Linked DNA regions of Homo sapiens: region 1 is linked to region 2. The links are chromatin contacts, found by POLR2A ChIA-PET in ENCODE. All regions are on one chromosome and are shown on one strand. Each heading gives the region's core, a stretch centred on a gene start or an enhancer-like site at or near the end of the contact. The rest is flanking DNA. Distances are from core to core; before and after follow the strand shown. Region 1 holds the start of TCTA (T cell leukemia translocation altered). Region 2 overlaps ZNF589 (zinc finger protein 589).

Region 1 (4,744 bases), core at 111-2,610, 1.1 Mb before region 2:
TCAAGCTCCAGCATCACAGTCTTACCTATTCTAATATGTCACCCGTATTCTTCCCTCTTAGCCTTGCTCAATCCATTCCCTTTGCTTGGTACACTTTGTCACCCTGTGGCATTTGATCTCGGCTTAGGTGTCTTTCTTGGGAGAAGCCTTCCCTGACCACCCTTGCCCCATGCACTGCCGCCCTCCCCTAATAAATCCCTGGCTCCCCATGAGCAGGGCCCGGGTTGTCTTTGTTCTCTGGGCCTCGTGTGGCCCCTATCACGTGATAGGGGCCCAGAGATTATCTGAATGAATGCCCTGATTAGTGAGCGCATGTTTTGCAGAAGAGGAGGCTGACCCTGATGAGGTCAATGTGCTCAGGACAGAGATTACTGCCTTCCCAACTGAGGGGATTGTGCAGAGTGGAATCCAACAAACCTGTCATTTCATCTCTCTGAAATTATGACAATACCACCACCTATCCTACAGGCTGCTGAACAGCATGATGATGGACTGTCCAGACCTTGGTGTCACCCTAACTTGAAGCCTGAGCTCTACGTGCAGACTTGAAGCTTGCTGCAAAGGCCATTAAGCTGGTGGGCTTAAAGCCTGAGAACTCCCCTCTCTGTCACCAGCACAGGAGTGTCCTTGGAATGCCAAGCATGGGGTTGCGGTATGGACAGATTTACTCACCACGAAGGGAAATGCGTGGAGCCATCAGGCGTGGATCCATTCTGACCACCCAGACCTGGAGGCAGAAACACATCCAGAGCTGCAGAAGGCTGGGGTGGGAATCTGAGCAGGCATCAGCCCAGGTCAGGTTAGAGACCACTGGTATTGTTTGGTGAAGTCTGGTGAGGGTCCTAAGGGACTAATGGTATTGCCAGGTGAGAGTTCTGAGGAACAGATACAATGTGATGGGTGGACTGGTGGGGATTCTGGCGTAAAATGGTATGGTGGCATGAGTCAGGGCACAACGTTAAGTTCTCCCATCCAAGTACCTGGCTTAGCTTCCGAGGTCAGATGCGTTCAGGGTAGTAAGGCCGTGAACCAATGTTAAGTTCTGATGAGCCTCTTGCAGGATAGTGGGGAACCCAATGGTACAGTCGGGAGAGGGTGGGGGCGGGGGCGGCCAGCCCACGGAGGTTCGTAGGAAGCCTCACCTGGACGGTGATACAACCCGGTCACTGTATTCCCGTAGAACCCCCACGCCAGCTGGATGCCCAGGAGACTTAACACCAACCACAGCAGCAGCAGCTTGAAGAGGGTCACGCGCATGTCCTGCGCCTCCCACTCCCGCAAGAACTCGCTGCCCAGCGCGCCCAGCACCGTGGCCGGCAGAGCCTGCAAGGCCTGCCCAGACCAGGACTCCGCCATGACTGGCCCTCGCCCCACCCGGGGTACTGTCACCGTAGTCCCCACCACGCACGCGTGTGGTCTTCCGGGACCAGGCCCGTTAGTGCGCACGCGTAAACCCAGCCAGGGTGGGGCCTACTTCGCGTGCGTGAAGAGTTGGCAGTTCGGGGAGGAGTATTAAAACCGCGCACGCGCACCTAACCCCACCCTGCTTGCTTAAGGGATGAGTGACTCCGGGAGTACAAAATAGCAACCAGGTCTTTTATAGCCCCGGAGTTCCCGTGATGCCCCACGCGGCTGCAATGATTGGTTAAGGGTTTTGCTTTTAGGGCGTGGACGGGCTCCTGAGCAATAGTGGATGAGCTGTGAGTGCGCGCGCGTGCGCGGGGCCGCGACCTGTGCCGGCTCGAGCCCGCTGGGCACTCGGAGGCGCGCACGTCGTTCCCCGCCCTCCCGCCGCCGCCCGCCCTCGCTCTCTCGCGCTACCCTCCCGCCGCCCGCGGTCCTCCGTCGGTTCTCTCGTTAGTCCACGGTCTGGTCTTCAGCTACCCGCCTTCGTCTCCGAGTTTGCGACTCGCGGACCGGCGTCCCCGGCGCGAAGAGGCTGGACTCGGATTCGTTGCCTGAGGTGAGCGGAAGGGTTCCCTCCAGGCGCCGCGGGGCCCCAGGCCCGCCAGCCCGGTACTCTTCCGGCCGGCAGGCCGCCGCACCGCCGCGGCCGCGCCCCACCGGCTGCTCGTGGCCGAGCCGCCCCTGGCCCCTGACCCTTGACCTGACTCCCAGCCCGGGCCCCGCGCCCCAAGCGGCGACCCCGCCCGCGCAGTCCCCGGAAGCGCGCCCGGTAGTCTCCTGTGCCCCTTCCCCCGCCCGGCCGGGCCTGGTGGAGCCCAGGCTGCCCGCCTGCCCGCCCTCGGTCCCCGGAGCTTCCTCTCCCAGCGGCGCCGGGCAGGGCGGGGGCTTTGGGCCGGGCCCCGCGACCGCGCAGTGTAGCCGGCCGCTGAAAGCGCGCGTGGCTGTCGGAGTTGAAATGGGAAAGAAACTCTTTACAACTCCATTTTGCTTTTTACGTTTAACGAGAAACGACAATCACTGTTTCATATTGATTAAAGTCCAGTTACACTTTGGGTAGGTTTTCTTTTAATGCAGACTTGTTGGAGACTGTGTAAGTAAGTAAAAGATTGTATTGAACGCTTAGGGGTATGATCTACGGCCATACCACCTGGAACGCGCCCGAACTCGTCTGAAAGCTTTGGGGTCTGTTTTGAGTGGAAAAGGGGTATTTTCCATTTGGAAAAAAAAAACAACACACAAAACTGTAAATGATTTAAGCGATGTTGCATGAAAATAGATGCAATGTTGCTTAGTCGAAGTCGCTGTATTGATTAGGAATGATCTAAATATCTGTACCTTAGTTACTGATTGGATCTACAGTTACGGGTCGTCTTCATTGAATAGCGCTATTCGCATCCAAGTTGATTTGTTCACAAACCTTGTTTAGTAGTTTACGGTGGAAAATTGGAATCCTTTTTACCTCAAAGTTGGTTCCACTTGTGTTTTTTAATAGTTCTGATTTTAAATTTTTACCTCTGTTGTTGACTTGTTTGGTTCTGTCTTGAAGAAAGTCTTAAACGTTTCTTGCAGGTGTGTAAGTAGATATTTCACTCTGCCTTTCTGAAGGAGAAAAATTGAAAAACCAAAAAACTTCCATAATTTAAAATGTTGTATGTGGAGAGAATTTTTCAACCACTTAGTATCACCCAGATGTGTAATGTGTACCATGCGGATGATTGTCACCTTAGATGTGGCTAGATTGGCGGAGATACTGTTTTGAGCATTTGGCACAAGTGACATTGGACTGAAAAACTAGTTTTTAATTGTAAAGAATGACTTATTGAAGGATCTCTGGATAACTTGTCTTAATTGGTTCCATCTACTTTTGTGGAGCACTGATGGCTCTTGGGGACATTAAATATATAAGGTGCACCTTGGTTTGAGTTAAAGTCTAGTGCTAGATTTATCCTCTCTGTTCTCATAAAAATCTGTGTTGGAGGGAAGAAGAGAGTAGGAATACTGTGTAGTTCTTGAGTTTTAGATCTAAGAGGAATCTTTCAGGACTGGTTGTCCAACCCCATTTGCAGATGAGCAAACTGAGTCCCAGAGACTTAAGTAAATTTCCCAAGGTTACCTATCTAGTCAGGAGCAGACCAGAACTGTCTGCTCTGTTAAGGTATTCTCCATTTACTCCCAAGCAGTTGGCCTCCAGAGTCAGCTAAAATTCAGGACTTCTAGCTTATTCCATTGTTTCTTCTTTTAAACCTTGTTGATGGTGAATAGTTTGGGAGAAACTGTTCATTTGCCAAAAAATTTCGGTTCATTAGCTTACACAGCACTCTCCCCTTGTTAACTGGATGGTCCTGCCTTCAATTGAGGGAGATAGATGAATGTACGAGGGTCCCTGGTTGGCCTAATCATGGCTTTGTTTGGATTTTTTTTTAAGGGACCAACTTCTAGAGCAAGGCCTACACTTTACTGCTTCAAAACCAAGATATTTAGGTCAGGCTAAGATATTTTTAGTTAACTGTGGGCACTTTTGACTGTTGATTTGGGGTACTGCGTGTATCAAGTAAACAATTCCCTGTGCACATGCATGTGGTGGTGGTGGAGTATTTTCGTAGTCCTGATTTCTTTCCATTTGTCAGTTAACTGCTTTTTAAAAGTTTATTCTGGTCATATGGGGGTGTAAGTTATTAGGAGAGTAAAAACAGGTAGCTCTTCAGGTGTTTCTTGTCCATGGGGTGGAGTCCATGCAGTGACTGGAGAAGGTGCTAGTTTGCGTCTTTTTAATTGTCTTAGAGAGCTGAGAGATATATGTTAACTCTGAGAAGAAAGACTGATCAGCTTCTAAGAGAGCTAATTTGAAGCTGCTGGCCTTCTGTAGACAGCACCTTGGGTTTAATTGCATTGTGGTTACTAGTGATTATGATAAATAGTACATAGTCACTGGATTTTAAAATTGGCCATATAGTTGTAGTTTTATATTTATTTTTATTTTTGAAATGGAGTCTCACTCTGTTGCCCAGGCTGGAGTGCAGTGGCGCGATCTCAGCTCACTGCACCGTCTGCCTCCTGGGTTCAAGTGATTCTCCTGCCTCGGCCCCTGGAGTAGCTGGGACTACAGGCACCCACCACCATTCCTGGCTAACTTTTGTATTTTTAGTAGAGATGGGGTTTCACCGTGTTGGCCAGGCTGGTCTTGAACTCCTGACCTCAGGTGATCCGCCTGCCTTGGCCTCCCAAAGTGCTGGGATTACAAGGGTGAGCCACCACGCCCACCCATATTTGTAGTTTTAAAAGGATCCTGGCAGGGCGCGGTGGTTCATGCCTGTAATCCCAGCACTTTGGGAGGCCG
Region 2 (5,146 bases), core at 1,960-4,459:
CAATCAGTGCTCTGTGTCTAGCTAATCTAGCGGGGACTTGGAGAACTTGTGTCTAGCTAAAGGATTGTAAACGCACCAATCAGCACTGTGTCTAGCTAAAGGTTTGTAAACGCGTGTCTAGCTAATCTAGTGGGGACTTGGAAAATTTTTGTCTAGCTAGAGGCTTGTAAATGCACCAATCAGCACTCTGTGTCTAGCTCAGGGATTGTAAATGCACCAATCAGCACCCTGTCAAAACGGACCAATATGCTCTCTGTAAAATGGACCAATCAGCAGGATGTGGGTGGGGCCGGATAAGGGGATAAAAGCAGGCTACCCGAGCCAGCAGCGGCAAGCCACTCAGGTCCCCTTCCATGCTGTGGAAGCTTTGTTTTTTCACTCTTCACAATAAATCTTCCTGCTGGTCACTCTTTGGGTCCGCGCCGCCTTTAAGAGCTGTAACACTAACCGCAAAGGTCCGCAGCTTCACTCCTGAAACCAGCAAGACCACGAACCCACCGGAAGGAACTAACAACTCCAGATGCGCTGCCTTTAAGAGCCGTAACACTGCTAAGGTCTGCAGCTTCACTCCTAAGCGAGACCACAAACCCACCAGAAGTTAGAAACTCTGGACACGTCCGAACATCAGAAGGAACAAACTCCAGACACACCATGTTTAAGAATTGTAACACTCACCGTGAGGGTCCACGGCTTCATTCTTGAAGTCAGCAAGACCAAGAACCCACCAATTCCAGACACATTAGGGTGGTAGGCCAGGCATGGGGGAGATCCTACATTCCAGGTACCCCTAGCCCTTCCCCTAAGCAGGCTAACCTTGGGGATTCCCTGGAGATCAACCACTTCCAGTGAGAGGGAGTGGACAAAAGCCTCTGGACCAGCCATTCCTTCTCTCTCTCCAAGTCCTTTTTCCTCTCTAGCATCAAAACCAAGCCTAAGTATTTTGAGGTTACATGAACATCTCTCCCCTTCTTTTCTGTGGCAGAGTCCCTTAGCAAATAGAGGCACTGGGGCCTGAGTGGATAGCTCTCCAAGGTACACTCATTGACACAGGGTATCAGGTAGGGCTAGCCCCAGCCCAAGGGAGTAAGGCAAACTGTCAGAACCTGGGCCATATGGGCCCTGGAGTGTGAGGAGAGACAAATGGCTAAAGGCCCTGGCACCATTCCTGGATGTAATTTAGCCACCCGAGCATGGCTAAAACACTGGGTACTGAGATTGGAGGATTTAAGAGGAGCTGTGTTTAAAATACCCTTAAACCTGGTATTGGAAGGCTGATGATGCAGCATTGCTAGATCCCTGTCATTGAAGGCCAAGGTGGCGTGGCTATGTTTAAGTCCTGAGTCTGAAGAACTTTTAGAGTGTGGTTAAAGAATCTTGGATTTGGGACTGGAGGGTTAGGAAGGGGACCTGGTAAAGGTGTCCCTCAGATTGTAGGGCTGGAGACTGAACTCTGAGTAAAATCTAAAGGTGGGGTAGGAGAGGAAACAGCAAAGGCTAGAGATGTAGAAAAAAATAAAGCAGGAGAGTGTCATGGAAGCTAATGGAAGAACACAGTTGCAGAAGGAAGTAGTCAGATGCAAAGACCATTCCTCCAAGGGGACCGTCACTTGACACCTCTGCTCTCAGAAGTTAGATCTCTGTCATCTTCACATCTAAAGGAATGTAAGGGGTCAAAAGACTGTCCCCAAAGCTCTTAGAACAAGAGTGGGGTGGGCGTACAGTGGATAGATTTGACTCCAAGTATCTCTTAAGGGGCCACTTCCAGCCAACACCTTACTCTCACTCCATGAAGGTTTCTCCCGAGTGTGTCCTCTGACACGTGACAAGTAATGATGTCCACGTACAGCTCTGTCCACATTACCTTACAAACAAGGCTTCTCCCTAAGCATTTCCGCTGGTGTGGCTGATGGCTGACTTGTTGCTAAAATCACATCCTCACTCCTTGCACCTCTAAAGCTTTTCCCCGAGTGTATCTTCTGGTGTATGATGAGCTGTGACTTTCTCCTAAAGCTTTGCCCACACTCCACGCATGCATAAGGCTTCTCCCCCGAGTGTATCCTCTGATGTAAGCTGAGAGTGGACTTGTGGCTAAAGTTTCGCCCACACTCGATGCATGCGTAAGGTTTCTCTCCTGTGTGTGTCCTCCAGTGTCTGTTGAGGAGTATCTTCCGGCCAAATCCCCGCCCACATTCCCCACACACATAAGGCTTCTCCCCTGAATGTGTCTGCTCGTGTGCGAGGAGAGTTGATTTATCACAAAAGCCTCGCCCACACTGGCTGCACACATAAGGTTTTTCCTTGGAGTGTGTACTCCGGTGGTAGTGGAGGGTTGACTGAGCTATAAAGCCTCGCCCACACTCTCCGCAGACATAAGGCTTTTCTCCTGTGTGTGTCCTCTGGTGTCTGATGAGCTGTGATTTCGTGATAAAGCCTTGCCCACACTCCGTGCATGCATAAGGCTTCTCCCCAGAGTGTATCCTCTGATGTACACTAAGAGCGGACTTGAGGCTAAAGTTTCGCCCACACTCAAAGCACGTGTAAGGCTTCTCTCCCGTGTGTGTCCTCCAGTGTCCATTGAGGACTATCCTCCGGCTAAATCCCCGCCCACATTCCCCACACACATAAGGCTTCTCCCCTGAGTGTGTTCTCCGATGTGATTTGAGCGACGACTTCTGGCTAAATCCATGCCCACACTCCTCACACACGTGAGGTTTCACCTCTGAATGTGTCCACTGGTGTAGGAGGAGAGTTGATTTAGCACGAAAGCCTCGCCCACACTCTCTGCAAACAAAAGGCTTCTCATCTGAATGTATCCTCTGGTGTGTGTTGAGACATGATCTCCTTACAAAGCCTCGGCCTCAATCTCTGCACACATAAGGCTTATCCCCCGTGTGAATTCTCTGGTGCTTAATGAGCTCTGACTTTTCACGAAAGCCTCGCCCACACACTGTGCACATAAACGATTTCTCCCTTGTGTGTGTCCTCTGATGTCTGATGAGGTATGGCTTGCAGCTAAAGCCTCGCCCACAATGGCTGCACACATAAGGTTTCTCCCCGGAGTGTGTACTCAGGTGGTTGCGGAGGACTGACTCAACTATAAAGCCTCGCCCACACTCTCCGCAGACATAAGGCTTTTCTCCTGTGTGTGTCCTCTGGTGTATGATGAGCTGTGACTTCCTGCTAAAGCCTCGCCCACACTCCCTGCACACCTGTGACTGCCTTTTGTCTGAAGATTTTTCTGCTGTGACTGCCTTCTGTCTGAACAGGTTTGACTTCTGGTTAAAAGCTAGTGCACACTCCCCAAACGTGACTGCTCCAAACCCTGGGGTTTCTGCCCTCTTGGAAATTCTGTCTACTTCCTCAGAGCTTGCATTCTGGGCTGGACTGAGCTGTATCTCTAATATTCTGTTGCCTCCCCAAGAGCTTATTGGTGGTCTCTGGAACAGGCTAGAGAAACCCACTAAAGCCCCCCTTTCATTTGTACTCCAAAACAAGGGTCTGACGCCTCCTTCCACTCGTTGATCTTCTGCTTCAGCCCCCCTGTGATTTTTATCAGAAGGATGTTGTGACTGTGGCTGATCCTCTGGGCAGGGATTTCCTGGGTGGAGTTGATTTCCTGCATGGAAACCTGGAATAGGATGATTGTGTAGCTCATCTTGGCTGAGGAACTGCTGACTGCCAAAGGCCAGAGGGCAAGAAGGGCAGGTATGGACTTCTGGCTTTGATTCTGCTGAAGAAAGAAAGTTTCCAGTCAGAAGAGTCATAGGAAGGGCTGACTGGGCTCTTGTTTTATGATAAGACCTGGCCCATTAATCATTCTCAATGATTAAAGTCTTTCTCCCCAAGATGTGCTGTGCAGGACCTATATTTTCATTCAACCTCTTCAAACTTTTGATTTGGAAATCATTTCAAATATACAGAAAAGTTGCAAGAATATGAATAATACAAAGGGCTGGGCACAGTGGCTCACGCCTGTAATCCCAGCACTTTGGGAGGCGGAGGCGGGCAGATCACGAGGTCAAGAGATTGAGACCATACTGCCCAACATGGTGAAACCCTGTCTCTACTAAAAATACAAAAATTAGCTGGGTGGAGTGACGGGCGCCTGTAGTCCCAGCTACTCGGGAGGCTGAGACAGGAGAATCACTTGAACCCGGGAGGCAGAGGTTGCAGTGAGCCAAGATCATGCCACTGTACTCCAGCCTGGCGACAGAGTGAGACTCCGTCTCAAAAAAAAAAAAAAATTCTTCTATTTATTAGTTAGGCAAGGGTCTTCAGTTAGGCTGATAAAGGGTCTGGCCTCCTGGATTACAAAAAGTTCATGGTTGTTTGTTATCTTCAGCTGGTTAGAAACAGTTGCAATTTAATTTTGATATTTCTTAGGAAAGTGCAGCTAAATGGTAACATTACTGTATTTGCCGACTTGTGGAAAACAGGGAAGAGCAGGTCTTGGATTGGAGGACCAAGAGCCAGCCTTCTTTAAGTCAGTTGTGCCTGTCTTCTCCACTGATGAATCCTCACTTCTGGTAGAACTTGGCATGTAATCTTCCTCTAGTAAATATCTACTTATGAGTGGGGAAACTCAAATGAAGGCTTCCTATGCACATTCTTCAATACTATTCTGTACTGCATTCTACATTGGGGGACATCGAGACTAAGTGACTCCTATCTCAATCCATCCTTTCTTCTCAAAGGAAAAGTCACAAAGAGCATTCCCGTATAGGTCATAAAGACTGTTCTCTCAGTGGAAACAAATGCTTATGGCATTATGTGATTATGGTAGAGGATAATTTTAGTATAATTGTAGATATTTACAACACTGAGGATGTCTGGATGCCTACTTGGAAGATTCTCTGTTGCGATAATATATAGAATAGATTCGGCTGTGGGTTTTTTTGGATTAAAGTAAAATATGTAATAAGTAAAAATGGAGTGCAGTGTATAATCTGAATCTAATCATGGGAAACAACAGGAACTTTTTTGTGACGGCGTTCACCATGTTGCCCAGGCTAGTCTTGAAGTCCTGAGCTCAGGCAATCTGCCCGCCTTGGTTGGCCTCCCAAAGTGCTGGGATTACAGGCGTGAGCCACGGCGCCCGGCCCTATTTGGCTTTAGTCACCCACTCCCACCACCACATTCTTCGATT

What was found. ChIA-PET counts read pairs that join two places held with the same protein, here RNA polymerase II (POLR2A).
Region 1: POLR2A ChIA-PET joins it to region 2 with 10 read pairs in activated CD4-positive, alpha-beta T cell. The contact joins the promoter of TCTA here to the enhancer-like site in region 2. POLR2A ChIA-PET finds 5 or more read pairs at or near these places in 2 of 52 experiments (MCF 10A and activated CD4-positive, alpha-beta T cell).

The regions. Positions count from the first base shown.
Region 1 is chr3:49,409,039-49,413,782 of GRCh38, reverse strand. TCTA (T cell leukemia translocation altered) reads right to left here and starts at 1,360. Exons shown (of 3, transcript NM_022171.3): 1 at 1,143-1,360; 2 at 673-727. The coding sequence starts at 1,356. RHOA (ras homolog family member A) reads left to right here and starts at 1,807. Exons shown (of 5, transcript NM_001664.4): 1 at 1,807-1,963. RefSeq lists enhancers at 1,148-1,557, 1,493-1,787, 1,686-2,660 and silencers at 1,628-1,927, 1,988-2,267, 2,278-2,367.
Region 2 is chr3:48,266,499-48,271,644 of GRCh38, reverse strand. It overlaps ZNF589 (zinc finger protein 589), which reads right to left. Exons shown (of 4, transcript NM_016089.3): 4 at 655-3,730. The coding sequence ends at 2,859. Among named protein-coding and RNA genes, the nearest start is that of ZNF589, 28 kb to the right of the region's middle. Within about 2 kb of position 3,209, at least 11 of the 41 ENCODE cell types and tissues checked have a DNase peak (open chromatin) inside an H3K27ac peak, as active enhancers do.